3 separate regions of the Mus musculus genome follow, and regions 2 and 3 are each linked to region 1. A link is a loop called in an ENCODE intact Hi-C map of the cell type or tissue named here. Cell type or tissue: gastrocnemius. All regions are shown on one strand. Each heading gives the region's core, and the rest is flanking DNA. Links, peaks and the distances in the headings are about the cores only. Region 1 overlaps Ablim1 (actin-binding LIM protein 1). Region 2 overlaps Atrnl1 (attractin like 1). Region 3 holds the start of Trub1 (TruB pseudouridine (psi) synthase family member 1).

Region 1 (11,067 bases), core at 1,798-9,797:
GAACACCGGGTTAGTTATTCGGATTAGTTCCCATGACTCATTAATAGTCTAACATACAGGCTCTTAAAATGAGTATGGTCATATAACTGAAGGCGGGGTTACCAAAGGGAATTAGAAACGAAGCAGTGAAACTTTTCTGAACACGAGCTAAGCATAGTGGTGCATGTCTTTAATCCTAGCACACAGGAGGCAGAGAGCAGGTGGATCTCTGAGTTCGAGGCCAGCCTGGTCTGCAGAGTGAGTTCCAGGACAGCCAGGGCTGCACAGAGAAACGCTGTCTCGGAAATCTCCACCAACCCCCTCTCGTGCATGAACATGTAAGGACCGAAAATTAACTTAAAATCAAGTGCGGTGAATCTGAGGTGGCAGCCACCCATGGTGCAGTGAAGCCTTCACCAACTATGAACAAAATATATAAATATATGCATGTTGTATGTGCTTGCCTTCAGCCACTCAGTACAAGTGTACATTGCCCCTCTCAGGTTCACAACTACTGCATGGTATGAACTGCAGTGTTTTGTTTTGTTTTTACTATACAGGCAATGATACTGATTTAATAAGGGAAAAGAAGGACATTTTCCTAGTGTTATCAATCAGCATATAAGTATCAAATTAGTATATTTTGGATCAAACTGCTTTAGAGTGCTTGGTTTTAAAAATTCGTGACTCACCTGCTGACTTGCTTTTCACACACACACACCAACACACACAAAATCATTAAATGAATTTCAGCTTGAGATTAGGACAGAATTTCCAATAATTTCTGAGATGGCTTTAAACATACTTCTTCTGCCATTTTATGTATTTATGCAACATGGCAGTCTTAGCATGGATGATTGTAAAATTAAAATATTGATGGAGTCTGAAAAACACTGACGATCCTCTTGGTCCCACAGGTCAGATATTCAGCCATTATTCTTTATGTAACAAAGTAAACAAGAACACTATCCTAGTAGCATAAAAATCCACTTGAGAATTTAATAAATGGTAAAAATTATATATATAACAAAGAACTGTTCTAAAATACATTTCTCTATGATTTTTATCAGTAGATGTCTGATTTATATACTTATTTTAATATTTGCCCACCCAGAATAGTATAAAAATTTCACAGGTGCTAAAGGTTTTAGAGTAGAAAAAAGGTTGAAAACCCCCAGTCTAACGAAGGGTTAACTCGGTGAGATCATAACCTAAGTTTCCCTCTCCCTCATCAGTTAGAACTCTTGAGAGTCAAGATGATATAGAAACCATGCACAAGTTTTCCGTGTAGACTCCCTGGTCCTTGTTTAAACCAACACTCCAGAGCTCTGACATTGCTCTTGAAAACCAAGTGACCAAAGATGACGGCCAGAGTCTGTCGGTTGGGAACTAACTACCCTATAAATAATGCTACGGCCATGTTCTCAGAACGGCTGTCTCCTCCTATAACCATCCGCATCTCTTCCCGCATCTCCGGTTCTCACACTGGCTTCCTACTCATCGAGAGGATCATGCCGGGAGCTCGTGGGTCAGCCTAGTCCTGACCTTAGATTCTTAGAGCAGAAACAATCCCTGGGGGGATGGGGGTGGGGGTACGGGGGTAGGGTCATCACGGGACGCTCAGAGAGTCCTCTTCAGTAACTTCATAGGTGTGCACCCTCGAGACGCCAGAGTACTTTATGCCCAAGAGTCTATTAATCTCAGAGTCTAATATAATACATAGAACCGTACAGTGTAATTAAGCAGAATCCTGCCTCACACTTGGCAAGTTCCCACCAGTTCCACTCCCGGAGTCGTCACCAGTTTGCATGACTCATTGATTCCTTCAAACTTACTTCTCGTAGCTCTGAGAAGGGGCAAACGGTGGACTTAGACCCACCATCCCCTTAACGCTCATCCAGTCACCAGGACTGGGACTAAAAAGCACAGATTTCCCCATGACAAGACCAAGGTGAGCTTCATGCTAATGCAGACCACAGGATCCCTTCAAAGGGAAGGCAAAACCCTCTAGAAGTCCTTTCTGCTTGCTGCTTCCTCTCTTGGGTGCCTCTGTGTGGGGCTTCTTTGTCCAAAAGTGGTTTTGTGGGATTCACACTTGCTCTCTTTAATTAAACCGTAATTTCACGAACCTAGCATAGCCCTACGACATGATTTGGCAACGCAGTTGAGAGGTGACAAACTGTGCTGTGTTGTGATCCGATTTGGCTTTTCTCAGAAATTCAAAGCCAAGCCACGTTATCCGACAACTATAGTTTTATGTATGGCGGCTTAGATACTAAGATAAACAATGTTTAACTGGACAGGAATCTGTGGCACACGCACCAGGCGATGAATGAGAGGAAAAAACTCCTTGCAGCTGGACCTAGGTGCTACTTCAAACATCATGACGTCACCTAAGACCAGAATGGCAGTGATGGTGATGTAATATGGTGATGTAAGACGTAATTGGAGGCTCCTCCTTCAGAACCCTAAACATAGGGAACTCCCACAGACACCATTTCCTTCCCTATATAATATAAGGCCTTCCTGGGAACAGACCTCACCTATCAACTTCTATCCTTGAGCAAAGGATTATCAGTGAGTGATCTCTGTCTATAGTGTGTGTCTTGCAAGCTTTATACTGTGGTTGTAACTGAGCAGGGAACAGAGTGCCGGCCTCAAACTCGGACTCTTCCAGTGGCTCTATCCTTTTAGCTCTGTGGTACCACTACCCCTAAAAGGCTTCTGAGAGATGAGTCTGTTCCCTGTGTTAGTAAACCTCTAGCTGTATCCACTTTCTCATCTGACACCCACATTTTCAAGCAACCCCAAAGCCCAGGCTAGCTCCCCATGAACACCCTCAGGATCCGCTCCTCCGTGGGCCTTCTTGTCATGATTTCTCAAACCAAGTGTCAACATTGCCCTTCTGCCTGGAAGCAATTTTATTAAAACAGTGTTTGTATTGTCAGGAAAAGAATTCACTTGGGACAGTCTGAGTTCCCATTAGAAAGGAGCTGGTACTGCGGTGGGTTAGACAATCATTGTGGGTGATTTAACATTAAGTGGAGCTGGTACTGCAGTGGGTTAGATCAAGCATCGTGGGTGATTTACCATTAATCAAGAACAAAGATTACAGAGTCAAGAACCTTAAGGAGTCAATTTTTAGAGACCTCTACAAACAACAAGAGTGAGCTCACAAAACAGAGCTACAAAGTTGGCTCTCTTGGGAAGGTAGGCACAATCAACTTTCAAATGCCTGTCGGTCAGCTCATTAGAAACACTCCTTTTAGTGGTGAGAACATACCTAGAACACTTGATTCACCATGTCATACCTAGAATGCTTGATTCACCATGTTATACCTAGAATGCTTGATTCACCATGTCATACCTAAAATGCTTGACTCACCATGTTAGTAATTTTCAGGTGGACAGTTGCTCATGTGTGTTCACAAGCTTGTGGTTTCCACACATCATCTATCCACAGGACTACTGTCTTCTTAAAAAGCTGAAACTCAGTGCCCATGAAGCAAAACCTCCTTTCCCTGAATCCCTCCAGTTCTTTGGACACCCCACTTCTGTCTTCTAGCTCAGTGAACCCAATTGCTCAAAATACCCACATGCCATTGGAAGCTCACCTGTAGTGATAATAACATATTAAGAGATTGGGGTGGGGCAGCTATAGAGATGGCTTAGCTATTAAGAGCACTGGCTTCCCCACTACAGGACCCAAGTTCCATTCCCAGCACCCACAGGGTACCCCACAAGCATCTGTAACTACAGTTCCAGGAGATCCAATACGCTCTCTGGATTCTGCAAGCAAAACACCTGCATATAAGTAATCAAATAAAATAATTAAAAAATTAGAAGAAGCTGGGGTCAAGAATGAAGAGATGGCTCCGTGACTAAAGCACTTATTGCTCCTTCAAAGGCTCCAGGTTCTGCTCCTGGTCTCTACTCGAGGACTCACATCACCTGTAACCCCCATTCCAGGGGATCGGATGCCTTCTTCTGGTGTCCCTAGGTGCTGCAACCATGTGGTGCATATACACACACACAAGCAAATACTCATACACATAAAGTAGAAATAAATGGATCTTTTAAAAAAATTATCCAAAACTTAATCATAAAGAAGAAGGAAGAAATCACATTCTCTCAGTCAACCTGGGGCTTGAGGTAGCAGCTCATTACCCAGGAACCGGATGTGGCTTGACAAGTTCTTACCATTGACTGAAGGCCCAGACTTTGAATTCTGGGACCTGATCCATTCAGGGGCCATTAAGACAACTAACACTTGGCTTATTACCCTGCTGCAGCCTGCTCATCTGTCCCTGCCCTGCAGCCAGCCATCTTTGACAGTCTCTTTGGAAGGCCTATAGACCTATGCCTTCAGTTTTTCTGCAAACAGCATCACCATGCCCCAGGACCCCTCCCTCATGAACAGTACATGTCCTTGACACACTTGTCTCGTGTTTGTAGGACAGTCATAGACACTACACTCCGACTCTGACTCAGCTCTGTTTACCCAATGTATCTGAAGGTGAATATTAAACAAATTCCAGAAGAATGTCAAAATATTCTAATTACTTTATTATTTAAAAATCTTTTTGTGTGCATAAGCATGTGTGTGCATGCGTGCCAAATGTGTGTGTGTGTGTGTTTGCATGCTCATGCACATGCCAAAGTGTATGGGTACACACAGAGGCCAGAATAGGGAATCTGGTCCTCTGGGTCTGGAGTCACAGGCACTTGTGAACCTCATGCTGACATGAACAGGGATCCTCTGGATGAGCATCAAATGCTCTTAACTGTTGGGCCATCCTCCAACCCCATTAATATAGATGTATTTATTTTATGTGCGTCTGTATGCACACACCACAGCATAGTGGTCGGCGGCTTGGGAGAGCTGATTCTCTCCTTCCACCAGATACGAGAAGCTCAAACCGCAGGTGCCTTTCACCGCTGATTCATCTCATCAGACCTTAATTAAAAAAAACAAAAAAACAAAAAAACAAAAAAAAAACTTTGTTTTGTTTTAAAGATTTATTTATTATGTATAGAGTTCTGCCTGCATGTATACCTGCATGCCAGAAGAGGGCACCAGATCCCATGATAGAGTCAGAAGAGGGCACCAGATCCCATGATAGAGTCAGAAGAGGGCACCAGATCCCATGATAGAGTCAGAAGAGGACACCAGATCCCACTATAGATGGTTATGAGCCACCATGTGGTTCCTAAGAATTGAACTTAGGACCCCTGGAAGAGGAGTCCGTGCTCTTAACCTCTGAGCCATCTCTCCAGCCCCCTAAGTATTTTGTTTTTAAAGGAGCTTTAGTACCTTTCAATGATAGCGCGAAGCAAAAATGTCTTACATCTACATGATCATAAAATAAATACACGTCAAGGTTGAATTCAAATGGAAATATGCACATTTTCCTAACTTTAACATATTTCCTAGGAAAATCACAGATTTTGCTCATTAAAATCCCAGGCTGCTAGCGCAGATGCTCACTGCCTTCCTTCTCAGGATCAATTATTAAAGCATTCTTCACCCCGAGTCCTGCTGATTCCTGCCTTGCTTCCCATCACTGAGGTCTGGCTACACACAGCCCTGCACCTTGTTATGATACGCTCTCGAGTCCACTCTACAAACCACCGAGTAAAATCTACTGGTTAAGTGGGGGACATCCAAGAAATTTTTATACAAAAGTTGTGAAATTAGTAACAAGTACATTTTTAAAAAAGCTTAAGTCTTAAAATAACAACTGAACAAGCGCTGCTTGGGCTATAAAAATACCATGGAACAGGAGGGGAACAGAGTGTGGAGGCGTTGGATCAAGGAGGGGGTGGGGAGAGCAGAGCCTAGCTTCAGTGGCGGGAGCTGGGCTGCGGAAGCATCTTAGGCCTTCGCAATGCAGCAGGTCCTTTCGATGCCCCAACAAATCCATCCCTGAGATGGTCCACCTGCCGGGCAGGCGATGCTCAAAGGGTCAGACTTACACCTGCCTCAAGGGGGGGTCCAGGGCTATCAGGTGGAGACCCTTTCTCCATCTGCAGCTAGGGACCATCCCTTCTCAGGCTGTGGATTCCAAGCGGCTCTGGTCAGTTCTCAGCAGTAAGAGAAGACCCAGGAAACATGATGGGGGACCAGCAGCCTTTGGCAGCTCCTCTCTTTACTTCCTGGGGAAGGCACTGGCTGTCTGGTACCCTGCTGGCAGTCTGCCTGTCACAGGATGCAAGATCTGAGGAACCAGTTCAGTGGTAGAACCCTTGTCTAGGATAGGTGAGGCCTTAGGACCAATACCCAGTACTGCAGAAAAAAGAACCCACAGGCATGAGGGGCCTTTCTGAGCTTTTCCACCTGGAGCAGGGCATCCGGCCTGGGTTACTCTTCCCTTTACAAGCTTGTCTGCATGGAGCAGGGGTGTGCAGCCAGGGCTGCCCCCTTTCCTTTATGAGCAAGCAGGCTTTGTGCTCTGGAGACGCGACTTTCCCCACATCAAGGTCAGAGCCTGTTCTGATGCTGTGCTTCCTGGCGCCATGCATGACTGTTCTGAGGTGGAGACTCAGATGTGACGGAGCCAGGGAACAGGACACTTCCCCACCCTCTGTACACACACATGCACACACAACTCTTGGATTATCATTGTGAATACCAAATGTGTGTGTGACTATGGGGTGCACATGCCCACAGCGTGTACACATGAGCACATATGTCAGAGACCAGAGGACATCGGTGTCTTGCCCCGTGGCTCTCCGTCTTACTCTTTCAAGGCAGGGTCTCTTGCCGAGCCTTTAACTAGGCTGGCAGTTGGCACCCTCTACGATGCTCCTGTCTCTGCGCCCCTGGTGCTGGGGTCACAGGTGTGCAGGGTCGCGTAGGTGCTGAGGGTTCAAACTTAGACCCTTGTGCTCCTCCTACAAGCAAGCTCTTAGTCTCAGGGACATCTTCCCATCCCCCTCCCCCGTGATTTCTTTTAAACTTTTCTCTCTTCTTCTTTTCCTCACAGATTTTTATCACGATGGTAACGGTGGCCTTCAGTCTTCCTAAGCACTCAGAGTTCAATCGGTGTCAGACTGACTCAATCCATTTCTGGACTGAAATGCAGAGCGGCGAGCTTGAAGCAACCACAAAAGGTAGCTCACAAGGGCTACTGCTGTAGCTCAGAGCTCAAAATAGCTGAACAGCACTCACCAACAATGACGTGCGGGGGCAGCTTCTGCCAGAAATAACTTCTGCGAAAAAAACGCTTGGACTCAAACGGTAAGCCTCAAAAATGGACTGTAATCGCTCCTCATTGACTTCTAAATGCACATCGAAATCAATGATCACTTCTGGGTGAGATGATACTTACAAGGTCAACCAGGTCGAAAATGGGTCCCAGAGCAATGCTTTTGGGGGATTCGAGTTAATTCAGAGTTTGAATATATGGTAAGAGTCTTGTTAGAAAGGAAGCTCTTGGAACCTCTGTTTACTAATAAAAGCATTGACAACATAGTATTTTTGAATTGGTTGCAGAATTTCATATACAAATAAAATTGATTACAAGCAGCTCAAGAAACAAGGATGTCACCCAGAATATAAAAACAAGTATGAAAATCTTTTACCATTGCATAGATCGATTACCTGAACACAGGGCTTTAAGGTTAAAAATGAGCACAGGAAGTATAATGGATGAAGTGGGAATACGCTCAACTGCAGGGTGCTTGCTTCAAAGCAGCCCTTTGTTATGATACCAAACACTAAAGGGAAGGGACTGAAGGAGGAAGGGAGAGAGGAAGGGAGAGGGGAGATAGAGAGGGAGAGAGGGAAGGAGAGGAGAAAGAGAGGGAGAGAGGGAAGGGGAGGAGAGGAGAAAAAGGAAGAAAGGGGGAGGGTGGAGGAGGGAGAGGAAGGGGGAGGTGGGTAGGGAAGGGTGATGGGGAGAGGGAGAGGGAAAAAGGGGGAGGGGAGGAGGGGGAGGGGAAGAGAAGGGGAGAGGTAGTGGGGAGGGGGAAGGGAGGGGAGAAGAAGAGGGAGAGGGAGAAAGGGGAGGAGGAGAAGGAAGAGGGGAGGGATGATGGGGAGAAGGAGAAGCTATCTATGCTTAAAATGACCAGGAGTTAAATCTCACACTTTTGGATTTTGGGTAGTAGGTAGATGTCATAAGGTCTCTCTCCCCTGTCCCTTCCCCTTTCCTGGCCCCCAGAATGAGCTGCCTCCTTTAAAATCCCATGCGCCAAGAGGAAGCTGCAGAGAAAGTCCCATGCATGTCCATGAACAGATCCTACAGACACAGATTCATGTCATCTGTACCGGCAAGGAGAAGTGGTTCTCAGAGTCTATCCCATCTCCCACTGAGCTCCTCAGTGACACTCTGGCTCTGCTCGGCATCTAATGCTCTGGTCCTTCCCCAGCACGTAGCCCACCCTGCACCCCACTGCCTCTGCTACCCCTGAGGATGCTCTAGCCCAGACAGCCTCCACAGCTACAACTGCACACGGCCACGTCTAGTGTTTCCTGTGGGTGGTAGGATCTGAACTCAGGCCCTCACGTTGATGGAGCAAGCATTCCTATTCACTGAGCCACCTTTCCAGCCTCTCAGAAGGAATGTTTGATGAAACAGACTCTTCTGATAGATTGGACATTGTAGAGAAAAGGAGCAGAAGATTATTTTAAAGCTATCAAAAATATCATTTTTCACACCCTCCAACACATAGTCAAGTGGCAACTGCTTACTGAAATGCAGTTCTATGGGAGGATGTCTGCCAATACTACCCCGGGAGAAGCACTCTTACGATCTGACATCTTCCACAGACAATCAGTGTTCAGAAATCTCAAAAGACATAACTAAAAATAACATGGAAAACTAGCTCTGTTCCTTCTGGGAAAAAAAAAGAAAGCTACTTAAGAGTGCCATCTTTTAATTCTTAATTTTTATTGCACTTATTTAGTGTATATGTGTGTGTGTGTCTCTCTGTGTGTGTCTTTGTGTCCTTCTGTGTGTCTTTGTGTCTGTGTGTGTCTGTGTATGTGGATGTTTCTGTCTGTGTATATCTGTGTGTGTCCATGTATGTCTGTGTATGTCTCTATATGTGTGTCCATGTATGTGTGTCTCTGTGTGTGTGTCCATGTGTGTATGTCTGTATGTGTCTGTGTGTATGTCCATATGTGCATCTGTATGTGTCTGTATGTGTATGTCTGTGTCTGTGTGTGCATCTGTGTATCTGTGTGTGTCTGTGTGTCTGTGTCTATGTGTATGTGTGTGTGTGTTTTGTGGAGATCAGAGTACATCTTTCAGGAGTTGGTTCTCTCCTTCTACCACGAGAGTCCTGAGAATCTAACTCAGGTTCTCATGCTTCAGGACAAGTGCCCTTACACATTGGGCTGCCTTACAGGCCCCAAGACACTGTTTTGTAAAAGATAAGAACAACATTATGGCTTCCTTCATTCCTATTAGAAACTCTATGTCAAAATGGATGCCTTTATCAACCTTGGCCCCACCTCTGTCTTCTATGCTTACTGCCTTTAACAAGGCAGCTGCCTCCTGCCCACACTGACACACATCTTTCTGGTGCTGGAGGGTTATGGCGTATGCCTTACGGGTATCTCTTGTCTCCTCCTTAGCCACATCCACGGACCCCTAAGCTCTCGATAGACCGAGACTGAGAGAATGTGCCTCTCACTCACCTGCTCCTGCTTCAGTTTCCATCCCAGTTCTACTCTTTATCATCTTGCTTCCAGCCGGATCCCCCGTTTTCTGGGCTTACTGTACCATAGGTAACTACTGTGGTTTGAATGTGAACCGTATCTGAACCCTTGCCTGCCAGCTGCTGCTGCTGTTTTCTAAGACTGTGGGACCTTCATCAGGTAGAGCCTGGCCGAAGAAGTGAGTTTCTAGAGCCCTGAGGTTGTATAGCCCTGGGCCCACTTCCTCTCTGGTCCCTATGGATGCTATACATAGCTGCCTCCTGTTATCTTCCCAGGCTCTGAAGGCCCTTAGCTCTTCTTGCCAGGTACTTGGTGGTAGCAACCAGAATGACTGCTGTAGTGCCCTTTAACCCTCTGTAGCCCAGAACGGCAGCCTGGTCACTGAGAGCAGCTCTGTATTTCACAAGTGCCATATGTGAAGGTGTCAGGTGTCAATATTCTCAGGCTTACTTATGCAAAAATGAAGTGATTTCTAGTTAAAAGCAAAACAGAGCAGTAAATCTGCTCCCTGGAACGACAAAGCCTATGTGGACCTTTTCCTTTTTATAGCAGCTCAAACTTTCCCCGCCTGGAGGTGGCCGTGGGGGGTGGGAGGGAGAAGCCTTCCTTACCTCCTGTCCCTCCCTGGGCCACAAACACAAAGCCATGGCCTCTCTTTCTTTCAGAGAAGGATGAATGAATAAATCTGCCTTTCCACTCTATACAGTCCAGGATCCAGGAGATGGTGCCATCCACGCCTCTACTTCCTGGGTGTAATCCTGGGATTACCAGACAAATGACACCATGATATATGTATCCAGCACTTGGGACTGAACCCAGGGCTTTGTAAATGCTGAACAAGGACCCCACCGACTGAGCTACAACCCCAGGCCCACAATGTCTTTGGAAATCGTCCCTTATTTATAAGTACAGTTATTTGAAAAGGCAAGTGTATCACAGGGCAATAAATCAAATGCCAGGGTCACCTTCCTACATAGAAACAATCTGAGAAAAAAATACTGAGAATATTAAAAAGAAATATTAAATGGTATAATTAAATTTGAATGGTGATACTACTCTTGTGGACTTCAAATGTTATTTCTTTGTTGTAAAGAACTTTGGTTTCATGATGTTAGATGGGCTGAAAAATAAGGATAATAATTTTCTCACTGTGTAAAAATGTCACGCTGGGAAACATGAGAACCAAACAAACAACGGCTTCCTTCCCCTACTCCCAAACATTTACTGCAATCAAGACTCAGTCTCTTAGATGTAATAATTTAGAAATAATGGGCTATAATTAGTATATCATTTAACTATAAACATCTCATTCATCCATATTACAAATATTATGGAGTATATGTACTGTATAGTAAAGGGAAAATACGAACACTTATCTTAATCCAGTTTGGAACTTAAAACTGAATATTTTAAAAGATTTG
Region 2 (11,067 bases), core at 1,699-9,698, 480 kb after region 1:
CTTGGTATGGTGGCTCACTGCAGTAATCGTCATGAGTTCAGGGTCAACCTGGTCTGCAGTGTGAGACTATCTAAAAAAACAAAACTCAACAAAACGAAACTGAACAAAACCAGAACAACAAAAAACCCAACCCAACCCAAACCAAAACTAGACAAAAACCCAAAGAAAACAAAATAATACAAAAGAAAATAAAATGCATCTGACCAACCAGGCAAAGGAACATCTGGTTCTTAGAGCCTTTATACATTACCCAGCCTCTCAGCCTGCGTTTCTCTTGTGTGCTTATTGACCTAGATGAAATATACTATCTGGGTATATCTGTGCTTCAGTACAACTAAGGGAAGAATATCAAATAATCAAAAGCGCATATCTTAAAAGTGTCTGACACCTAGATCGTTGTTGTACAGTTTTAAGTGGATTTCATTGTAATCACTTAGTATTTCTTCTGGCTTCACTACTGTTTGGAGTCAGAGGGGAAGAAAAGAAGCTATTTTCTTTTTCAACTACTTGCTACAATGTTAAGGCAGCCTAGAATGAAGCCTTAGGACTGAGTTAAAGTTGTATAGCTGATTGTCATGGGATGGAGAACAGAATACAAAGGAGAGATGGGACATTTCAGTCCAAAGAGGGTCAGAAGAAGAGAAGGAGGAGCAGCAGGAAGAGGAGCAAGAGGAAGAGGAAGGTCAGGAGGAGGAGGAGGAGGAGGAGGAGGAGCAGCAGCAGCAGCAGGTGGCTCAGGAGCAGGAGGAAGAGGAGGAGAGAGGGGAGGTGGTGGGGCGCCTTGAGAGCATGTGTTAAGTGTATTATCAGCAGTCGGCCTGACAGTGTAGAAATGTGTAAGTTTGCTATTGGTTCTGCTGGTTCTCCAGTCTAACGTGTGTGCGCTCTGAGTTGGATGATGTTTTTGAGCATATTTTCTGTGCACAGCCACAGTGGATCCCCACATTTCTCGTTTCTGACCTCCTTTAGTGGCTTGATCGTTCCTGAAGTGAGGGGTAACGAGACCGTGCCTGAGGTGGTCACGACGTCTGGCTACGCGCTGCTCCACTTTTTCAGCGATGCTGCATATAACCTAACTGGCTTCAACATTTTTTATTCGTAAGTATTTGTTCAGCCTCACCTGGAAAAGCACACTGAACATATATGAATGTCCTCTGTACACGGAATAGGTCGGTATATTAAATTTCAATGTATATAGGATCGTTTTCTAAGTGACCTGGTATATTAGCAATATACCATAGATTGTCCTCTACGTCTGATTTTATGATCGTTTTCAAATCCTGAGTGTCTTGCACTAAGTTGTGCGGTTGGCAAGTTAATTACAGACTTAAAGTTGTCCATGTAAATGATGAGGTAAAGCAGCACCAGACTTGTTTACAGGAATAGCAGCACGTATGTGAGGTCGCATGGTGCCCTACGCTGCCATTTTGTGCTCTAACGTGGTTTCCTTGTAGCTTGAAGAGCTGTCGGAATTAAGGTCTGACAGTCCCTCTGTTCAAGGACATCCTGGGGGCTATCACTACATCATGGAATTCCATCTCTTTTACAAAGTTTTCACCTTGAGGAGAGTTGGTTTTCTCACGTTACACTTGAAGGAATTGAGGCACAGGAGATAAAAGTACATGGCTGTATGCTCTTATCTTTTAAAACCAGAACAGTGATGGTTGAAAATCTGTTATGTGTCTGACACTTTGTACAAAACTTGCTACCTGTGGAGTTTGACATGGTGACTGTACCTCTTTACAGGTGGGGGGAAGACTCCAGCAGTTAATCCATCTTGGGTTAGGAGTTCCTGGCTGGGACACTGGTACTCAGTCTTGTGGCTTGTCTTAGGTCTGTTTAAACTGCTCTTGCAGTCTTCATTTAATTTTGGTAGGTCTCCAGAGATTTACCCGTTTCTTCCAGATTTCCAGTTTATTAGACTATAGGTTTTCAGATAAGCTCCAGTGACCGATTGGGGCATCGTTTGTGTCTGTTGTACTGTTTTGCCTGTTGCCTCTAACTTGATTAGTTTGGGTCCTCTCTCTGTATTTGGTTAGTTTGGTTAAGGGTTTGCCAGTCTAGCTCACCGCTGTGAAGAACTCATCCTATTTCGTTCATTCTTTTTGTTGTTCATTTCTTTTCTGTTACTTTCTTCCTTGAGACTTACTGTTTTTCCCATCTACTGATTTTGGCTCTTTGTTTGTTTGTTTTAAATACTTCAAGTTTTATCGTTAAGACTTTAAATAGAGATTTCTGTGATTTTAATCAATGATATTTATAACGGTATGTTTTTCTCTGATAACCATGTTCATTTGAATGCATAGGTTCCTGTATATTGAGTTTTCATTTTGATTGTAAGTTTTAAAATTCATTCTGGAGTTTGTTTCTCAATCTTTATGAAATTGTATATTTTAAGTGTTCTGTTGGTTTCTGTTCATCCCGTTGTGGTCAGAGAGACTATGGGACATCGTTCCAGTTTTCTTGCCTCGTGTTCTACAATGTGGTCCACTCTAGAGAACGTTCCCATGGGCTGCTGGGAAGAACGTGCGGCCTGCAGCGTTTGAGCAGGGTAGCATTGACATCTGTTAAGTCCTTTGATGTGTTAACGTTGTAAGACTGATAAGTCTCCGTTGGATTTTGTCTGGGTGACCTGTGTTGTTGAGTGGGGTGTTGGCATCGCCTGTTGTTACTGTGCGGACATCAGTCTGTGCCTTTACATCCAACAGTGTTTGTCTTGTGAGACTGGACTTGCTTCTTGATATAATGATATGGTCTCAACAAATTATTCCGTTAGTCAATATGGGAATTACTTTTTTCTTCTTCTGACCAATTCCAGGTTGAAGTCTCCATTGTCAGATGTTATAAGTTCTATATGTCAGCAGGTGGCTGGTTTCTCTACGGATCTTCCTTTGTGCAGGTTCAGTGTTCATGGGGTCTTTTAGCTTTTCTTTATCATGAAGACTTTCTGACTTCTTCAGTTAGGTCAGACAGTTCTGCTAAGTTCCTGTCTCTAAAAGATTGTGTTACGGTGCAGGTCTTGTGAGAAGTCCATGTGATTCGGATTAGTGTCTGTATGTGTGACTTGATGCTTTCCTTAGACTGCTTTCAGTATCCTTTGTTTGGTATACTTAGTATGCTACCTGTATGCTACTTTTCCTGTACACTTAGTACTTTTCCTGTACACTTAGTACTTCTCCTGAATGCGTAGTACTTGTCCTGTACACGTAGTACTTTGCCTGTGTTTGAGACGAGGGCTTCTTCTCTGGTCTTGACTGGTGTGCTGCATGCCTCCTATATCTGATAGCCATTTTCCTCCTATGTTTGGGAATTTTTCTGCTATGGTTTTAATAAATGTATTTCCTATGCTTTTAGTTTATACTTTTCTATGACCGTGATTTAGAAGTTTTGTTTTAAAGTGGTGTCTGTCCTACAGGCCTTGCACGCTGTGTTCGTAGGTGCTTCACGGTTCTGAGTGTTTTATGTCTGCCACCTCATCTTTAAGCCCTGCTGCTGTGGTACTTTACCTGATCTATCGGCAAGGTTTTCCTATTCGCCTACATTTTTAAATTAACTCCTTGAGTTTTCCATTCCACAATTTCTAATTCATTTTTCCAATATTTTTATCTTTTTGCTGAAGTCTTACATCGGCTTCATATTTTATTCAGCTATTTGTAGCTTCTGAGTTTATTCAGGAGTTTGTATTCCCTTTGATTTTGTTCAACATTTATTTCTACTTAAAATATTTTAAATTAATTTTCTTAATGCACATGGATGGGGTGGGGTGTGTGTGTGTGAATCTGTGTATCACATGCATGGGTGTTGTGTGTGTGTGTGTGTCTATGTATCACATGCATGGGTGTTGTGTATGTGTGTGTCTATGTATCACATGCATGCCTAGTGTTTGTAGAGGCCAAAAGAAGATATTGCACCCCCAGAACTGGAGTTACAGACAGTTGTAAGCCTCTATGTGGGTGCTGGATATTGAACCTGTGTACCCTAGAAGAATAGCCATTGCTCTTAACCACTGAACCATCTCTCTAGTCCCTTACCACATTTGATTTCATTAAAACCCTTTTATATCTAGAAGTCCAGGGGTAAAGTAATGAGAGGTGCTCTCAGATGCTTCTAGAGACATAGCCACAGGAGTCATTTGTCATTTTTTTCTTTTCTTTAAGAAGATAGAAATTGCTAATGGGAAAATTTTTCTTCAGGAATAAAGTATTTGAAATACTTCTGAATCAGTGGTTTATTATGGGATCTCGTCATACTACATATAATGTATCCAGATGTGTACACATTGGAAGTATATGTATAGCAGAATAGAGGCAGTCACGGGCATTAAAACATGTCTTCTGTGACTGTGTAAGTGGTGGCCTGTGTCTTAAGGTGCTAGAACTAAGTAAGTTCTTGGTTCTCTTAAGTTTTAGGAGTTCAAAATATCTCTCCTTAACATATCTATTCAGAATATTTATTTACGTCTCTATAAACATCACGCTTGGAGCCGGGCGTGGTGGGGCACACCTTTAATCCCAGCACTCGGGAGGCAGAGGCAGGTGGATTTCTGAGTTTGAGGCCAGCTTGGTCTACACAGTGAGTTCCAGGACAGCCAGGGCTATACAGAGAAACCCTGTCTCGAAAAACCGAAAAACAAAAAAAAAAAACAAAAAACAAAAAAAAAACAAACAAAAAAAACCCAAAAAACAAAAAAACAAAACAAACAAACAAAAAGAAACCAAAACATCACACTTGGAATTGTGCAGGTGCTTCAGACGTTGAGGGGAGCCCTTGAAATCAGAGTTTTGTTAGCAGAAGACATCTTGTGAATGAACTAAGACGCGCAGCATAAGTAACAGTGAGCTGAGAGGCGTGGAGGAGATGGAATGACAGCTGGGACCTGGGAGGCCGAGGCAGGCAATATACGAATGGTATCTGAGCCCGCGAATTATGTTTTGCAGGATCAATTCCTGTCCTAACAACTGCTCTGGTCATGGAAAGTGTACAACCAGTGTCTCTGTTGCAAGTCAAGTGTATTGTGAATGCGACAAATACTGGAAAGGGGAAGCATGTGACATTCCTTACTGTAAAGCCAATTGTGGGAGTCCAGATCATGGCTACTGTGACCTAACAGGAGAGAAACTCTGTGTCTGCAACGATAGTTGGCAAGGTAAGGCGGCGCTGGGATGGCATGGGGTTGGTGCGGGGTTGGCGCGGGGATGGCCGGGATGGTACGGGTTTGGCCGGGGATGATGCGGGGTTGGCCGGGAATGGCGTGGGGTTGGCCGGGGATGATGCGGGGATGGCTGGGGATGGTGCGGGGTTGGCCGGGGATGGCGTGGGGTTGGCATGTGGGCGGCTGAGGGTGGCTAGTGGCCACGTGGAGATGGTGGGTGCAATGCTACACGCATTGATTTAGTTTGCACACCCAATACTCAGGTGTTTTTGTTTTTTGGCTTTTTTGCGGGGGCTGGGGATGGTATGTTTAGGTTAACAGTTAAGTTCTTAGCATCTGCATTTTCATAAATAAAGTTGGGAAAGACCTGTCTACATGCTGTTTTAGAGATTAAGTGAAGTTACAGGTTAAACTTAAAATTGGAGGCATGTGATCGTTATAATCCTCTGTACTCTTTTTGTTGACTCCTCAGAGCCTGGATGACGTCACCAGACTTACTCTGTGGTGTCTTCAAATTTACCTCATAATTGGTAACATACTGTACTGCAAAAAGTAAATTCAGTTTTACAGTTATAGGAGTGCTTAAAATGTTTTTCTTAGGAAAGACTGACCCCTTGTGGCTATTTTAAAAAAAGGACAGAGACTATTTCAATAAATAAAAGTTTAGCTGCTTGCTGTAAAAGTCAGATTCCTTGAAAAGAATTCTAAAATCTTCTGTCTGTCATTAAAGATTAGCTTTAAAACACATTGAAGAGTTTTGGGTTTCTTAAGCATATTAAGTCATATATTTCTCATTGTGGAGACAAACTAAAGGATACGTATAGTTATCTGGAATCATCTCTTCAGGTCTAATTTGCTGGTTCCGTTTGCAGAGAAGCATCTTTGTGCTAATATAGTACTTTTTGACAGAGGGAACTTTGATGCACACATTACATAATCCAGAGGCGTATTAAACACACGACAGCAGTTGGAGCAGTTCTCGCTGACCTAAGAACCACACAGGCACACTATAGCAGTGATTTCCTGCAAAAGGGCTTTTATTATTGATAATATATTATTTATGGTTATGACAAGTGTAAATTCTCAAGTGTTTATTAGTAGTGGGGCTGTGTATTTTAAGTTAGTTAATCACTTGCCAATTTTGTGTCCTCAGAAAGTGCTTTGAGGCTTTTTCCAACTTAAAATTTTAAACTAAAATCTTTTCATTTTCCATAGTGATAGTTGTAGATAAATGGCATTTAAAGTTCAGCTAGAGAAGTCAAATATGGCTTATATACAGTGCTTTCCACACGAGACTCATCTAGTTCTGTGACTCAGCATAACAGAGCTGAGCAAAAGATACAGAAAGCCTTCCCCCACATTAGCATAGCTCTCCCTAACAACATTTGCCAGAATGAATGGTGTGCCTGTTAAAACTGGCGAACCTACATCAATAGATCACTGCTACCTAAAGTCATGGTTTATATTAGAGTTGTATTGGTTAAAGGTACCATGGCATCCACCCACCTTACAGTATAGCGCAGAAGCGTTTCTCACACCCTGTACTCCGCCTCGTCATAGGTCCTTCCCTCAGCTGTCAGCAGCCAGTGACCTTCTTCTGTCTCCGTAGTTTTGGCTCTTCTGAATGTGATATGGAGTCTCTATGGCACTCTTGGTGTATTCTGAGAAGTTTATGCGGTTTAGTAGTGCACAAGTGAAGATGGGTGTGCTCTCCTTAAGTGATACAATCATTGATACCATGTTGTACATATGTGGTCTGTTGTTGATGGCAACATTGTTCTGTGATGGGTGACTGTAGCAGAAACTATGTAGCATGTAGGGTTAAGGGGTACCTTCTTTTACTTGGCATTCTGTGTTAAAGTTTCTCTCCTGTGCTCCAGTGACTTGCAGCCCATTTATTTGTAGAATGAGCAATGTTCATTGTGTGGATGTACTGCAGTTTCTCTGTTGATTCATTAGGACCTCTCGGTTCCTTCAGGTATTTTTAATGTAATATCATTTCTTTTAATTTTATGTATCTTTTGGAACAGGATTCACAATGTAGCTCAGGCTGGCCTCAAACTTTTGGTGATCTATCATAGACCCTTGAATGTATAGAATTTTTCAAATATTAAATCACATTAGGAAAAAGGTGTTTTGGAAAACGTTTATCTCTTAAGTTTATCTGTAATAATTGGATAAAGAAGATATTTTAAAACTAAATAAAAATCAAAACATAAAAAATTTACTTTATGTTCACGTGTAAAGAATAATCAGTTTCTCAGGGGCCTCCAAGATGTGGCAATATGCTATAGCAACTGCCTCAATCCAAGTGGCTTTCAGTTTTTTCCTTTATGTGACTTTCTGAATCCTTGGGCTTTTGTTAGAGCAACATAAGTATTTAAAACTTGATTGAGCAGAAGGGAAGTTGTGGTGCTGTTTGGAAGAGACCAGTGTCTTTCCAGCATTGATGAATTCCTTTTTGCAAACAGAGCTCACTGAGTTTTAGATCTGGCAGCTACATACTGTATTTCTAGTCTAACCTTACAGCCAGTGTGGATACCATGGTCAGTGGGATGTGCAAAGGAGTGCCATGTGTACATATACAAACTAGCTCACTCTGATATTTCTCTGGCCGATGCCGACAGCTCTAGTAACCAAAACACCCACCGCCCATTAGTGCTTCTGGAGGTTGGAGGTCTTAGATTAGAAATGAGAAAAACCAGGTTCTGGGGAGGGTTATCTTGGTTGCCTTCTTGCTGTGTTTTCCTCTGTCAGAGCTATGGCAAGAACACATGCGTGTGCATCTCGCACACTTTCTCATCCATCACATTAGGGTTTAGGGCTTATATCTAGCAATTTTGGTAAACCCAAACAAGCATTCAGCCTGTAATGTGCTGATTCTTAGAGTGGATGATTCTTATAGTCACTTCAATTTATTAAGAAATCATCCCAGCTCACAGGCTTATTTTCGGTAAGTCAACTAACCTGTCTAGTTATTAATTTCATCTTCTTTAGAAAGATACATTGACATTTGTCTGGGTCCTAGGATGACAACTCTATAAAGTATTAAAATGTATTCATTCGTACGATTCTGTTTGTATGTGGTGTATGCATGTGCGCATATGGTATGTGCATGTCTATGTGTGGAGGGCAAGAGGCTGACCCTGGGTGTCTTCTGAGATTGCTATGTACTTTATTCGTTGCGGTGGGCGAGGGGAGCTCTCTTCCTGAACTGGAGCTCATAAGTAGGCTAGACTTGGAACTCCCAAGGATCCACTTGTCCCTTTCCCTCAGTGCTGGGTTACTGTGGATGTGTGCCATCACTGTCAGCTTTGGGGTGGATGCTGGTGATCCTAACGTGGAGCCTCATGCTGGCTCAGCAGCCATTTAACAACTGAGCCGTCTCCCTGCTCTGAAATAGTTTCCTAAGGACTAACGCTATAGTGACATTTCCTTTTTTAGTAAGTAGATACTTGATAATAGCTCTTGATTTAATCATCTCTTTTTGTAACCAAGCTTAATGCATTTTATTAACCTATAAAATTTGCATTTGTGAATAATACTTGAAGATTAGACATACTGTTTAGGTATTCTGTGAACACGAGACCAGACTAATAAAATTGGTAGTTTGGTTTTTTTTTTTTTTGTGCCTAGAATAAATGTTAACCAGGATGCTTTCCGTTCTACTTTATTATTTTAAATGTCTGTGTATATAGCCTTGGTGGCTGTAATGATCAGAAATAGGTCTTTAGGATGTTAAAGTTATTCTTTTCTATGTACATGTATCTCATGTATCTCGATAATAACAATGATTTTCAGAATGAGTGCCACAGGGGCTCAAGGGGCAATGACCCTTTTCTGCTCCAACCAAGATGCTATCACTTTGGAATAGTTTCTATATTGAGATTCCACATACAACTTTATTTTAGCCTCATTGCCCCTCAAAATTGGGACGTTGGAGATCACCGATTTCTGCTTAGACAGACAAACAGACACCCCTTTATAATGACATAATTTACCTAAATTGTGTGAACCATATTCTTAGAAAGGTTGTAGAGTGATGACTACCAGTCATGTGACTTATTGCTTGCAAAGTTAACCATTGTATAGTTTGAGAGCATTTAAAATACATTGAAACAGATAGTAGGGCTTTAGTGATTGCTTCTGTGAGCCTAGTACACATGCAGACTATTTTTCTGCTGTAACAAATGCTTTTCAGTGGAATTGGAAGATAGCACTCTTTAAAGATGTTTTCTCATCTTGCTTCCCCCCCCACCTCCCCCTTCCCCTATTCTTTGGAGAATTTGAGATTTCAGTATACATGTTAAATGATAAGTGGAAGAAAGAAAAATGGTGGATATAGCAAATTAATATAGGAATGTTAAATGATATAAGAAAGGCACTGTAGGAATTAGTTTCACTTTAAACATTGTGACCAATTATTTAGTTTGAGCAAAACAATATATCTAACATATTAAATGAAGGCACATAATCTTTGAGTTATTATAAGTTTAATTCTGGATGGTTATAATGAAATAAATGTTGCAATATAGTGAATCATGTGTATTTTTCCTAGGTTCCCAGAGCACAGTGTGATTATATGTTTATACAATACTGTATACGTGTACAATTATAATTTTAAATGTACAATGAAACTATTATAAAAATGTACAATCATAATTAAAAACATTTTACTGCTCCAAAGTGGTAACAGTCACTTGTGATGTTACTGAGCCTCCTTTGCTGGGGGAGGGTCTTGCCTCAGTTTTATGGCTACCAGTGGTTACTGGTAATGGCTGCAATTGCCGTGGGAGGTCAGATTGCAGATCAATAGGGTTGGTGTGATCCACTGCATCTTACCCGAGAAGAACTTTTCAACACCGGTGTCTACCCTCTCAAGCCTCTTCCCTAACCAAGCAATATTCTAAGTCTTATCCTCAAGTGTCCACATCGTCGTCAGCAGCAGACTCTGTACTCGCAACCCAGTTTTTGTCATCACAAGGAGTAGCTCTTGTTTCAGTTCTCTCTCCGTGCTTTGCTTCTGGTCCCTTTGCTGTGCCCACCCGATCAACAGTCACTTTTACTGTGGCAGAGTCACTTAAAAGCACTCACGGGATTGATACCTCCCTTAGATTCCTTTGAATGCTGGTATTTTGACCTTCCATAATCTCTGATTCTCTTACTGCATCAGAGTGGCGACGTTTCCAGCTCGGCCAGTGCCATCATCAGCGCTGGACTGCTTGTTGCCATCCAAATGAGCCCTGGCGGGTCACTCTGTGGAGCTATCTCTGCTCCGGCCCCCACACGCCCCCTCCCACACACTCTTTGTAAACCAGCCTCTGCCAGCCCCACAGTCGTCTCCTCTCCTTACCTTTCTCAGCTTTCAGAGAATTGAACAGAGTGAAGGTTTACTGAGGTCCGCACTCAGCCGCTGGGTTGGGTTTTGTTTAAAGTGATGTTTGAGTGGTTTGCTCTCCCACTGAAAGCCCCAAACCTGGCTGTTAGCAGTAAGGGCAGTCACCTCACCATTTGTTCTCTGGGGGGAGCACTTCCATCTCCTGTAAATGGCGGTTGACAGAAGAGGGCAGCCAGCGTGCACTTTTGATTTAACTGAAAGGAGCGGCACCTCCCCATTCATCTTGACATTTAGAAACCAGTGTAGTCACCAGCGGCTTAATTCCAATTCTGCTTTGTCTTCGGTAATAAGGAGAGGGAGAGAATAGGGGATGGCCAGGCCAGTTCCTGAAGCAGTCAGAACACACACACTTATCTTGGGTTTATTGCTTTATGTAGCTGTGGTTGGTGGTGACCTCAAGTGACTTAAATAGTAACGTGATTATAGGTTGTCACGACATGTGATTCTAATGGCAGATCTTGGATAGCGAGAAACACACAGGATACACACAGTTCTCTAAAGAAGCAGATGCTGGCCT
Region 3 (11,067 bases), core at 1,252-9,251, 290 kb after region 1:
CCACCCCAGTGACACACTTAGTCCAACAAGGCCATAGCTCCTAATCTTTGTCAAGTAGCACCACTCCCTTAATGAAAAAGCATTCAAATCTATGAGGCTGTGGGGACCATTCCTATCCAAATCACCACACAGTTAGAGAACAGAGAACATAGATTAGAGGGTAGCAGAAAAGAGATATGGTGGGGGTGGGGGAGAGGGAAGGAGAGATGGCAGACTGTCTTAGTCAGTCTGAAATATAATATTAAATAAAATGACCTGTGAGTTAAAGGCTTGTCCAATGTGTAAGATGTTGGCTACTTTAGGAAATTAGAGCTTGATTTTTCTAATGCCCAGAATACTCTATCTGTAATGATTCCTCTGACATACATTTGTTGCGTGAATGGTAGACGTGTAACTGGCATCCCCTGACTGGGATCATTAGGCAATGAGGCATCATTAGGGAAGAATGTTAGCCTGGCAGAGCACTATGAGAAAGAATGGCTGTAAGGCAATGTGGGGAAACAAAGAAGACAAAGTGGCTATCCCATAATAACCACACTTCCATTTAATGCATTTGGGGAAGAAGTAAAAGGATTTTTTTTTCCTCTCTTAGAGGGACAGCCTAATGCGAGGTCTGCAAAGAGTTTAAATATTAATTTAAACCATAGGCGTTTTTGTTGTTTTGGGTTTTACTTGTTTGTTTGTTGAGATAAGGTCTCAGTATGTTACCCTGGGTGGCCCGGAACTCACAGAAATCCACCTGCCTCTGACTTCTAAATGCTGGGATTAAAGGCATTCACTGTAGGGGGCTAGGGGGAATTTATGCTAGAGTGAGTTGGTAAATCCTGATCGGACACATTAGTCAAACAATGAATTTTGATTGTTGGTCCTTGATGTTTTGTCTCAGGAATGAGACAGTGGCCAAATAACTGAATGGACCTTGGGGCTAGCTTTAGGAATGTAACCTACAGTTTAGCAGGGGAGAAGGAAAAGGGGAAGAAGAGTAAAGCCTGTTGGTGCCATGTTTGCCATGCCTGTTAGAGAGCCCTTCATGCACCACCACGAATGGATCAACCATATATAGTTTTTGATTCCTATAAAGGAATAGAAACTCCAAAAGAACATTAACATTTTTTTTAGAACTGTCAAAAACTGCAGTCAAAAATTCAAAATTCATACACACACACACACACACACACACACATGCAGGTTATGGGGGGGCGGTACAGAAAGGAAGTGACTCTACCTCAAATACACAAATTAGGTGTTTGCGTTGGATAGTTTACAGCGGCAACTCCAATGTACCTCTTCACGACTAAGAGCATTTGGTAACAGAGATATTAAAGGTTCCAGCAGAACTCCGAGATGCCAGAGCAAGCCATTGGCCTATACCGAGCCTATGGACTACAATTCCCAGAAGGCCTTGCAACACATCGGTGTCATCTCTGCTCGCCTCTTGGCCCAGGCCGTGAAAGCATGGCAGCTGCAGAGGCAGAGGTGGTTTCACCTCTGATTGTGGACACAGCTCCTGACACTTCAGGAACAGCCGAGGCCTCTGTAGCAGCATCGGTGGCGGAAGCGGCCAGGACTGAATCGCAAGCCCCGGCCTCCAAGGCCGCCCTGGCTGCTAAGCTCATGTCGCTGAGCGGCGTGTTCGCCGTGCACAAGCCCAAAGGGCCCACTTCAGCCGAGCTGCTGAACCGGCTGAAGGAGAAGCTGCTGGCAGGTACTGCCGCCCGGGTAGGGACCAGGCTGAGGAGTTCTCCACCACACTGGGATTTTTATCTCTAGTCTTTCTTCTTTTACTTACTGACTTACTTTGTGCGTCTGTGGCTCAAGATAGAAAGAGTGACCACCGAATTAACTCTGGACGAAAACCCAGGGCATCTTAGGCTTGGACTTACCCAAGTGCACACTCTTTCAACAGTGGCCCTTTGAGCTTCTCACGGGAAGTACGTGTAGAGTTGGGGGACCAGTCTGCATATACAGGTTTTCACCCTGGTGGCTGCAGCCCAGTTTTCTGTAGTTTGATCCCTCCCAGGGTTTTTGTTTAACTCTTGCGAATGAGTACCACCAGAGGAAATGCAGGCTCTCTACCCCTAAGTTGCAAACTTAAAAGTTTATTTGAAAAGCACATAGGCTGAGTTAGCTAGGATTTAGAAAGGACACCACTTTCACCTTTTAGTGGGCACGGTGATTCGTCTTCTATACAAATGCAGGTTCCTGATCCCCACACTTGCAGACCCTGAAAGTCTGAAGATCTGGGATTATTTTGGAAATTGTGCTCTATTGCTTCAGATTGTGCTTTCTTTCTTCTTCTTTTTTTAATGTAGTATTTTTTGAGGAACATTAAAATAGAAGATGGCCATTTTTCTAACCATTCTTCCTCTTGATCATTTATAACAGGAGCATTAAAAAGCCAAAACCCTTTAGTTTTGTTTTGCGTGTGAATGTGTATGCAGTGTGAGTGTGTGTTTGTAGGTGAGAGGTGATGTTGGCCATCTTCAGACATGGCTTTCCATCTTGTGTATTGAGCCAGAGTACCTCACTTGAACCTAGATCCTGCCAATTAGGCAAGTCTGCCTACTCAGCTTGTTTTAGGGACAACTGGCTAGGAATCAGGGTAGCATTCAGTGTCACCCTCGTGTTTATAGGGGTGCTGGAGATCCAAGCTCTGGTCCTCACTATTGCTTGGCGAGCACTTTACCCTGTGAACAGTCCCCACGGAGCCTTTCTTTTACTGGATTCTCATGTTAAGCTGCATCTGTGGAATCCTATAGGGACATAGGATGAACAGTGGCCGCCTCTTCCCTTAAGTCGGCTTACAGTCTTGTGATCTCTGCAGTTCCAGATTCTCCAGAGCTTCAGCTTAGCTTGTCTTGTTACAGGTACAGAGAAACCTCTCACAGTGCTCAGTGTCACCTGGAAGACTTAATCTAGTTTTGTTTGTTTGTTTTGAGATAGGTTTGCCTTGAGCTCAACTCAGTGATCCTCCTGCCTGAGCTCCTGAATGTGAGACTTACAGATGGGCACCTCCATTCTGATTTAAATTTTCTCTTTTAGCCAGGAGCCAAACTATTCTGATAAAAACTTTGCTAATTTAAATGTTTATTGAACAGATACACACATTCTTCCGGATGCTAAACAATGGTGTTATACTTGCTCATTTGTGCTCATCGTTAAGTGTGGTGGCTAACTTTGATTGCCACCCCAATATCATCTAGAATTCCCAGTTTCAGTAAGGGATAGGGAACATCTATATTGGGTTGGCTTGTGGCCATGTCTGTGAGGGATTGTTTTAATTAAGCTCATTGAGAGAGGAAGACGCGGCCTGCTGTGGGTGGCACCCTCCCCTAGACAGGGCATTTGAACTGTGTGAGAACTGGAGCTGGACACAAGTGTGTGAGCCTTCGTTCTCATCTCATCCTGACTGTGGATGTGGTAGAGAGTAAGCTGGAATTCTGAGCTAAAATAGACTCTCGTGAGTTACCTTTTGAGGGTATTTTATTACAGCGTTAATGACACTAGCGCATCGGATTTTAGGGGACATTGAACTGAGGACTTGCATCAAAAGGAATCATTGTGATGGGGTATTTGTTTGTTTGTTGTTTTTTTCTTTCACAGATATGTTGCTTTCGTTTGTCCTGATTTGTTAGTAAACTGGCTTTTTGTACCAAAGATTACGGTTCTTAAAGAAGCTTTTCATAGCATCAAAACGCTGAAGTTTCTTGGTTGCACTTTGTTGGGACTGATTGCTTCAAGGCTGTCACTAGGCTGGTTTCTGCAGAGCACCCACTGATATGCTGAAGTCTTCCTCTCCTAACAGTGCCTGTGATTCCGTATTCATATTAGCTAAGCGAGCTTCCTAGCCCAGTGCCTGTGATTGGGTGATTCCGTATTCCCTATTAGCGAACTCAGACTTCCCCAGTGCCTGTGATTGGTCGATTCTGTATTCATATTAGCTAAGCGAGCTTCCCACTGGGGAAGTGTCTGTGATTGGTCAATTCCGTATTCATATTAGCTAAGCGAGTTTCCCCAGTGCCTGTGACTGGGTAATTCCGTATTCCCTATTAGCGAACTCAGGCTTCCCCAGTGCCTGTGATTGGTCGATTCTGTATTCATATTAGCTAAGCGAGCTTCCCCAATGCCTGTGATTGGTCGATTCCGTATTCATATTAGCTAAGCGAGTTTCCCCAGTGCCTGCGATTGGGTAATTCCGTATTCCCTATTAGCGAACTCAGGCTTCCCCAGTGCCTGTGATTGGTCGATTCCGTATTCATATTAGCTAAGAGAGTTTCCCCAGTGCCTGCGATTGGGTAATTCCGTATTCCCTAGTAGCGAACTCAGGCTTCCCCAGTGCCTGTGTTTGGTTGATTCCGTATTCATACTAGCTAATTGAGCTTTCCCAGTCCCAGGCTAAGCACCTGTCAGAATCGCCCTGCAAGATTCTAAAAGATAGCATTCTGTTCTATCCAGGTTTGACAACCACTGATTCGCTCAGCCAGGAGGCATAGCCTCTTCAAAAACATTCCTTGCCCGTCCTTACATTGATTTCCCCCGTTGTAGAATCTCTTCTCCGTGACTTTGAACCTTTCAAGGCCTGAAGCATGCTAGGTTTTTATAGGTAGAAAGGACCTTAAATGGTCATCCATAAACAGCCATCTGAGTATTCGATTCAAGAGTGAACACAATTTCAACAGTGTGAATGAGTTAGAGACAAGATGACTGAATTTATGAGACCTTTATACTAAGGCATATCAAGTTAAAAACTCGGAGTTCCCCAGTGTACTTTTGTAAGTTCACTGACAGAGATCCATGATACATTGCAAGTGGAAGGTGAAGTGTTTGAAGTCCAGGCCCACGGTGCTGGGATCTCGTTCCTCCAAGTTTGGTGATGTTAGAGTCCAAGTGTACACCCGATCTTAAGGCTCTGAACCACTGGCATGGTAGTCAGGCTGTGAGGTTGAGCGGCCCAGCACAGCCATCTGAATGTTCTGTTGTAAAGATTTATTTATTTATTTTATCTATGTGAGTACACTGTTGCTGTCTTCAGACACACCAGAAGGAGGCAGTGCAGATGGTTGTGAGCCCCCATGTGGTTGCTGGGAATTGAACTCAGGCTCCCCGGAAGAGCAGTCAGTGCTACTTATTAACCTCTGAGCCATCTCTCCAGCCCCGTCTGAGAGTTTAAGCTGGCTTCTGTCTCTGCCCTGCCCTCTTTTCATTGTGTGCTGTTTTCTGTCTCCTGGTGTCAATAGTTTTAAAGTAGGTTTAACAGGCTGAGGGTCAGGGGATTGCTGTGACAGGTGTCGTATAGCTCGTCTGTAATGATGGAGATGTGATGTAAGCAGTGTTGGAATCCTCTCTTTCTTTATTAAATGCTTCAGAAGTCAAGTGGTAACTAACAGCTCTGAGCTGACACTTAAGCTCTTGTTGAGATTAGCGTCTTTAATGAATTGAAAGTTTTGATCATGTGGACAAGTAGTAAAACTAGCTGAGGACTAGGTGTAGATAGAAATAGCCCTGTATGAGATGTGCTCCCAGTTAGTAGACGCCAGGGAGGGACAGAAGAAATCACAGACATTTAGAGACTGTAGCTGAGGTCTCTTAAAACTAGCTGCATATGCCAAAGCTAACTTTTTTGTTACTTTCTAACTATTGATATATCACTAGAAGTCACCCAGTTAGCTTAAATATTGACTTAGACTTTTGTTTTTCTTGGGGCTGGAAAGATGGCTCCACAGATAAGGACATTGGGCTGATATTCCAGAGGTCCCAGGTTCAATTCGCAGCATCCACTTGGTGTCTCATGTCCATCTAGAACTCTAGTTCCCAGGACTCTGCTGCCCTCTTCTGGCCTCCTTAGACACTGCATGTACATGGTTTACAGATATACATGTAACGAGATTGTCTATACACATCTAGATATAGATAGATCCACACACATATAGATGGATACATACATACATACATACATACATACATACCTAATTGTTTCTCTTAAAATGAGTTCAGTTTCTATTTCACTAATTTTGAAATACTGTTCTTTTGTAATTTAGGAAATCTTTCTCTCTTCATGTGTGTGTGTGTGTTCACACATGTGTGGAGGCCAGAGGTCAACCTCAGGAGTCATTCCTCTGTCCACATTAATTTTTGAGACAAGGTGTTTCACTGGCCTGGAACTCACTAAGTAGATGTCACCAAGCCCCTGTCTCAGATCAGGGATTATAAATGCATGTCACCACCCCCAGCTTTTTCTTTAACATGGGTCCTGGGGATTGACCTCAGAACCTCATGCTTGAGTGGCAAGCAGTTTACCAACTGAGCTATCTTCCTAGGCGTGGCTATACAGTTTTGTTGTGTTTTGGGACAGGGTCTCAGCATATATCCTTGGCTATGGGGACTCAGTATGTAAACCACCCTGGCCTCAAACTCATTGTTTAAAAGCGTACACCACCACACTGAGCCCACTGTACATTCTAAAACCTGTTTTTGCTAGTTATGTGGTCATAGCCTTATACCTGTATGTTTTGTTTGTTTTTTGAATAGGTTATCTTGTCTCCCATGCTCCTCCTGACTTGTAATTACCTTTTTTTAAAAATTCTGATTACTCCTGTAGAAGCTGGAATGCCTTCTCCAGAATGGAACAAGAGGCAAAAGCAGACATTGAAAGTCGGACACGGAGGGACGCTGGACAGTGCAGCGCAAGGTGTTCTGGGTAAGAGACGTGAGGGAAGTTTAATGACTCTCTCCTTCAATACCAGAAATGCTAGCTGAGTCCTGGTGCCTCACTGTACATTGCAGTGTTCTAGTTATACCGTGGTTACAAGTCCTTCTTCCCCGAAGCCCTTGAATGGTGCAGGGCACAAGCACCACAGAGCACAGCACCACAGCACACAGTACCTCAGACCACACAGTACCACAGACCATCCAACATGGCAGCACACAGTACCACAGAGCACACAGCACCACAGACCATCCAACATGGCAGCACACAGTACCTCAGACCACAGTACCACAGACCATCCAACATGGCAGCACACAGTACCACAGAGCACACAGTACCACAGACCATCCAACATGGCAGCACACAGTACCTTAGACCACACAGTACCACAGACCATCCAACATGGCAGCACACAGTACCATAGAGCACACAGCACCACAGACCATCCAACATGGCAGCACACAGTACCTCAGACCACACAGTACCACAGACCATCCAACATGGCAGCACACAGTACCTCAGACCACACAGTACCACAGACCATCCAACATGGCAGCACACAGTACCACAGAGCACACAGCACCACAAAGCACCATAATGCCACAGCACATAGCACCAGAGCACACAGCACCACAGAGCAACACAACACCATAGCACCACAGCACCACAGAGCAACACAGCACCACAGAGTAACATAGGGCCACAGAGCACCACAACACCACAGCACAGCACTACAGCATACAGCAGCACAGAGCACCACACACACAGCACCACAGAACAGAGCACATAGCACTACAGAGCAACAGCACACAGCATCACAGAGCACATGGCACCATTGCCTCTCCTATGTGTGCAGGGAGCTTTGAGCAAAGGTTTGATTCTGAGCAGAACAGTTAGCCCACCAGGAGTGAAACTGTTGCGTTTTGAAAGGCTTGGGCATGCCTAGCATCTGTGAACTTGGATTATAGGAAGTACTCCACTCTTCCCTGGATCACCATCCTGGTTTGCTGTGTCTGGACTGTGTGCACTACTGTCTTCCTGTAGGACTCTGGAGTTCAGGGCTCCCATACAGGCAGAGGGTGCCAGGGGACACTTCCCAACCCCAGATCAAGCTTGGAAACTATGTTTTTGATATATTTCCTGGAGAGAAACATTGTATATACACGTTCTTCTAGGACTGACAGGTGTGCTGGCCTGGCACTGACTGGTGTGCTGGCCTGGCACTGACTGGTGTACTGGCCTGGGACTGACTGGTGTGCTGGCCTGGCACTGACAGGTGTGCTGGCCTGGGACTGACTGGTGTGCTGGCCTGGGATGGACACTGGGTTGTGCTGGCCTGGGACTGACTGGTGTGCTGGCCTGGGATGGACACTGGGTTGTGCTGGCCTGGGACTGACTGGTGTGCTGGCCTGGGACTGACTGGTGTGCTGTCCTGGGACTGACTGGTGTGCTGGCCTGGGACTGACTGGTGTGCTGGCCTGGCACTAATGCTGGTGTGCTGTCCTGGGACTGACTGGTGTGCTGTCCTGGGACTGACTGGTGTGCTGTCCTGGGACTGACTGGTGTGCTGGCCTGGCACTAATGCTGGTGTGCTGGCCTGGGACTGACTGGTGTGCTGGCCTGGGACTGACTGGTGTGCTGGCCTGGGACTGACTGGTGTGCTGGCCTGGCACTAATGCTGGTGTGCTGTCCTGGGACTGACTGGTGTGCTGGCCTGGGACTGACTGGTGTGCTGGCCTGGCACTAATGCTGGTGTGCTGTCCTGGGACTGACTGGTGTGCTGGCCTGGGACTGACTGGTGTGCTGGCCTGGCACTAATGCTGGTGTGCTGGCCTGGGACTGACTGGTGTGCTGGCCTGGGACTGACTGGTGTGCTGGCCTGGGACTGACTGGTGTGCTGGCCTGGGACTGACTGGTGTGCTGGCCTGGGACTGACTGGTGTGCTGGCCTGGCACTGATGCTGGTGTGCTGTCCTGGCACTGACTGGTGTGCTGTCCTGGGACTGACTGGTGTGTTCTCCTGGCACTGTTGCTGAGTTGTTCTGTCCTGGGACTGACTGGTGTGCTGTCCTGGCATTGACACTGAGTTGTGCTGTCTTGGCACTGAGGCTGGGTTGTGCTGTCCTGGCACTGATGCTGGGTTGTGCTGTCCTGGGACTGACTGGTGTGCTGTCCTGGCACTGACGCTGTGCGCTGCCCTCTGGTTCATGTGCTCTTGTCCTCTGTGTCCTCTGCTTCCCCTACCAGGGAGCATCAGATGGAGGCCGGGATGGTGGTTGGTGTTTCTTTTTCACTGAGTCACCGTGCTGTGGCTCTGTGCTTCTCAGCTGCCCTGTCATTCCTCTGTCCCTCGGTGACGTCCTGTGTTCTTTATCCTGCTTCGATTCTTCACCGTCCTGGCTCTGCTCCTGCTGCGTGTCACACGGGGCAGCGTTTCATCCGCCATATTACTGCCAGTGCTCTGCCCATTTTACAGGCTGTGTGCTCTGTAATAGTGGTTCAGGTTCAAGGTCTGAGGCACGGTTCTCAGCCTTCCCAACCCTGTGACCCTTTAATACTGCCTCACGGTGTGCTGACCCCAACCATAAGATTATTCCATTGCTACTTCATAACTGTAATTTTTCTACTGTTGTGGATTGTCATGTAAATGTCTGACATGCAGCCCATCTGATATGTGACCCCTGTGAAAGAGTCCTTTGACCCCAAAAGGGCCACAACCTACAGGTTGAGAACCTCTGGTCTAAGATGACAATTTAAGAATAAAATAAGATTCTTCATTCTATTTTATATATAATATATATATATATATCTCACAGGAGAGCCTGCAAAATAAACTAATATATCTGGAGGCAAGAGCAGTTCCCTGGAGTTACATCATCTTCATCTCTACTCCTCCGAGCATGCTAGGCTGTGTCATGAGGGGGCAGCCAGGGTTAAAATTGCCGAGCAGATGATTTAATAAGATTACCTGGAGTTTCCAGGAGAGCCCAGTGAGCATCCTTAGACGTGGAAGAGGCACAAGAAAGCCAGGACATGTGGAAGTGCTGGCTGCAGGGATGTGATTGCCGGCTTGGGAGGTGGAAGGGACCACAAGCCAAGAATGTGGGCAGCGGGTCCCTGAGAGCTGGAAAAGGCAAGATCCCCTTAGCTTAGCTTGGGGATGCGTTTAGCTGAGCTTCTCCCCCTGGGGCTACAGAAGGAACACAGCCACGCCAGGCCCTACAGTTCTTTTAAAATTGCTGTGAATCATGGCCGTAGCTCATGGTAGCCTGCTTTAGATTTCTGACCTGAGAACTGTCTGTCAGGGGTGGTGGGGTGTCTTTAAAGGAAAGTTTGTCACAATAGCTATAGGAGAACTTAAAAAAAAAGAAAAGCCTATGTCAGGTCCCACCAGGACACTAGTTTCTAGGTATAAGGGGTCTGCACATGGCGCCCACAGGCGAGGGCACTGTGCTGCCTGCCGTACACAGCTTCCACACTTGGGAGCTCTTGCTGGGGTTTATTTAAGTCTCTAACACCCTGAGCTAGCGGTGCCACTACAGTTGGAGGAATCTCCTTAGTAATGCAAAGCACCCGAGAGGCCGACTGGGAAGGATGCTCTTAGAGATGTCAGCCTTCTGAACAGAGCTCTGGTAAAGACCTCCGTGGGCCTCAGCTGGAGAACCAATCAGAGCTCTGGTAACGACCTCCGTGGCTCAGCTGGAGAACCAATCAGAGCTCTGGTAACTACCTCCGTGGCCTCAGCTGGAGAACCAATCACACCATCGTATTTTTACTGCCACAAAGATAAGAAAAAGATAATGTGTACAACATGTTTTCAAAGTATCGTAGTTTTAAAACTATCATGAAAACTACTTCTGTTAAGTGTAAACCGGAGCAGGAAACCACGCGCAGAGCTCAGTTTTGGAACAACAGGCCTGGAGAGAGGTAGAGACGCGGCTCTGTGCCTGGGCACGGCTTTGCGGTTAAGAGCTCCGACTGCTCTTCCAGAGGACTGGGGTTCAGTTCCCGGCACCCACGTGGCAGGTTATAACCAACCATAACCCTAATCTCCAGGGGATCCAACACTCTCCTCTGGCATCACTCAGCGACACCAAATAAAGTAAAAAATAAGCGAGACCACAACTAAGAGATACAGCAGACAGAGTTAAGAATGGTCATTTGGTAGAAGTAGCAATCGTAAATAATTATTTATCGGCTATGTTTGCAATACTTCTGAAAGTTTTCACCGTGCTTTTTTATAACCTGTAAAGTTAAACGTATCTAGTTAAAGTGATAAGAAGAAACTTGGTTTCCATCTTAAGGGGCTGATGTAAGATTGCCAGTTAGTCTCCTAGATGCCACTGTTACACCCGCGTTCTC

The links. Peaks named below come from ENCODE experiments on the same cell type or tissue, not always from the same donor. Only the 100,000 strongest peaks of a DNase experiment are listed, where the experiment ranks them.
Region 2: a loop joins it to region 1, with 6 times the contacts of the local background. A loop is called at or near these places in 24 of 42 quality-filtered maps.
Region 3: a loop joins it to region 1, with 11 times the contacts of the local background. A loop is called at or near these places in 7 of 42 quality-filtered maps.

What each region holds. Positions count from the first base shown.
Region 1 is chr19:57,156,386-57,167,452 of GRCm38, forward strand. All of the region lies in intron 2 of Ablim1 (actin-binding LIM protein 1), which reads right to left. Among named protein-coding and RNA genes, the nearest start is that of Ablim1, 54 kb to the right of the region's middle. In gastrocnemius, for the core only: a CTCF peak has its summit at 5,055 (motif pointing right); DNase peaks (open chromatin) are centred at 5,079, 5,922 and 6,129; H3K4me3 peaks cover 29 bases; H3K27ac peaks cover 1,696 bases.
Region 2 is chr19:57,637,483-57,648,549 of GRCm38, forward strand. It overlaps Atrnl1 (attractin like 1), which reads left to right. Exons shown (of 29, transcript NM_181415.4): 4 at 970-1,098; 5 at 4,938-5,146. Among named protein-coding and RNA genes, the nearest start is that of Atrnl1, 32 kb to the left of the region's middle. In gastrocnemius, for the core only: a CTCF peak has its summit at 5,770 (motif pointing left); a DNase peak (open chromatin) is centred at 5,249.
Region 3 is chr19:57,451,492-57,462,558 of GRCm38, forward strand. Trub1 (TruB pseudouridine (psi) synthase family member 1) reads left to right here and starts at 1,415. Exons shown (of 8, transcript NM_028115.3): 1 at 1,415-1,705; 2 at 6,599-6,697. The coding sequence starts at 1,456. In gastrocnemius, for the core only: a CTCF peak has its summit at 5,820 (motif pointing left); DNase peaks (open chromatin) are centred at 1,434 and 5,830; H3K4me3 peaks cover 1,196 bases; H3K27ac peaks cover 830 bases.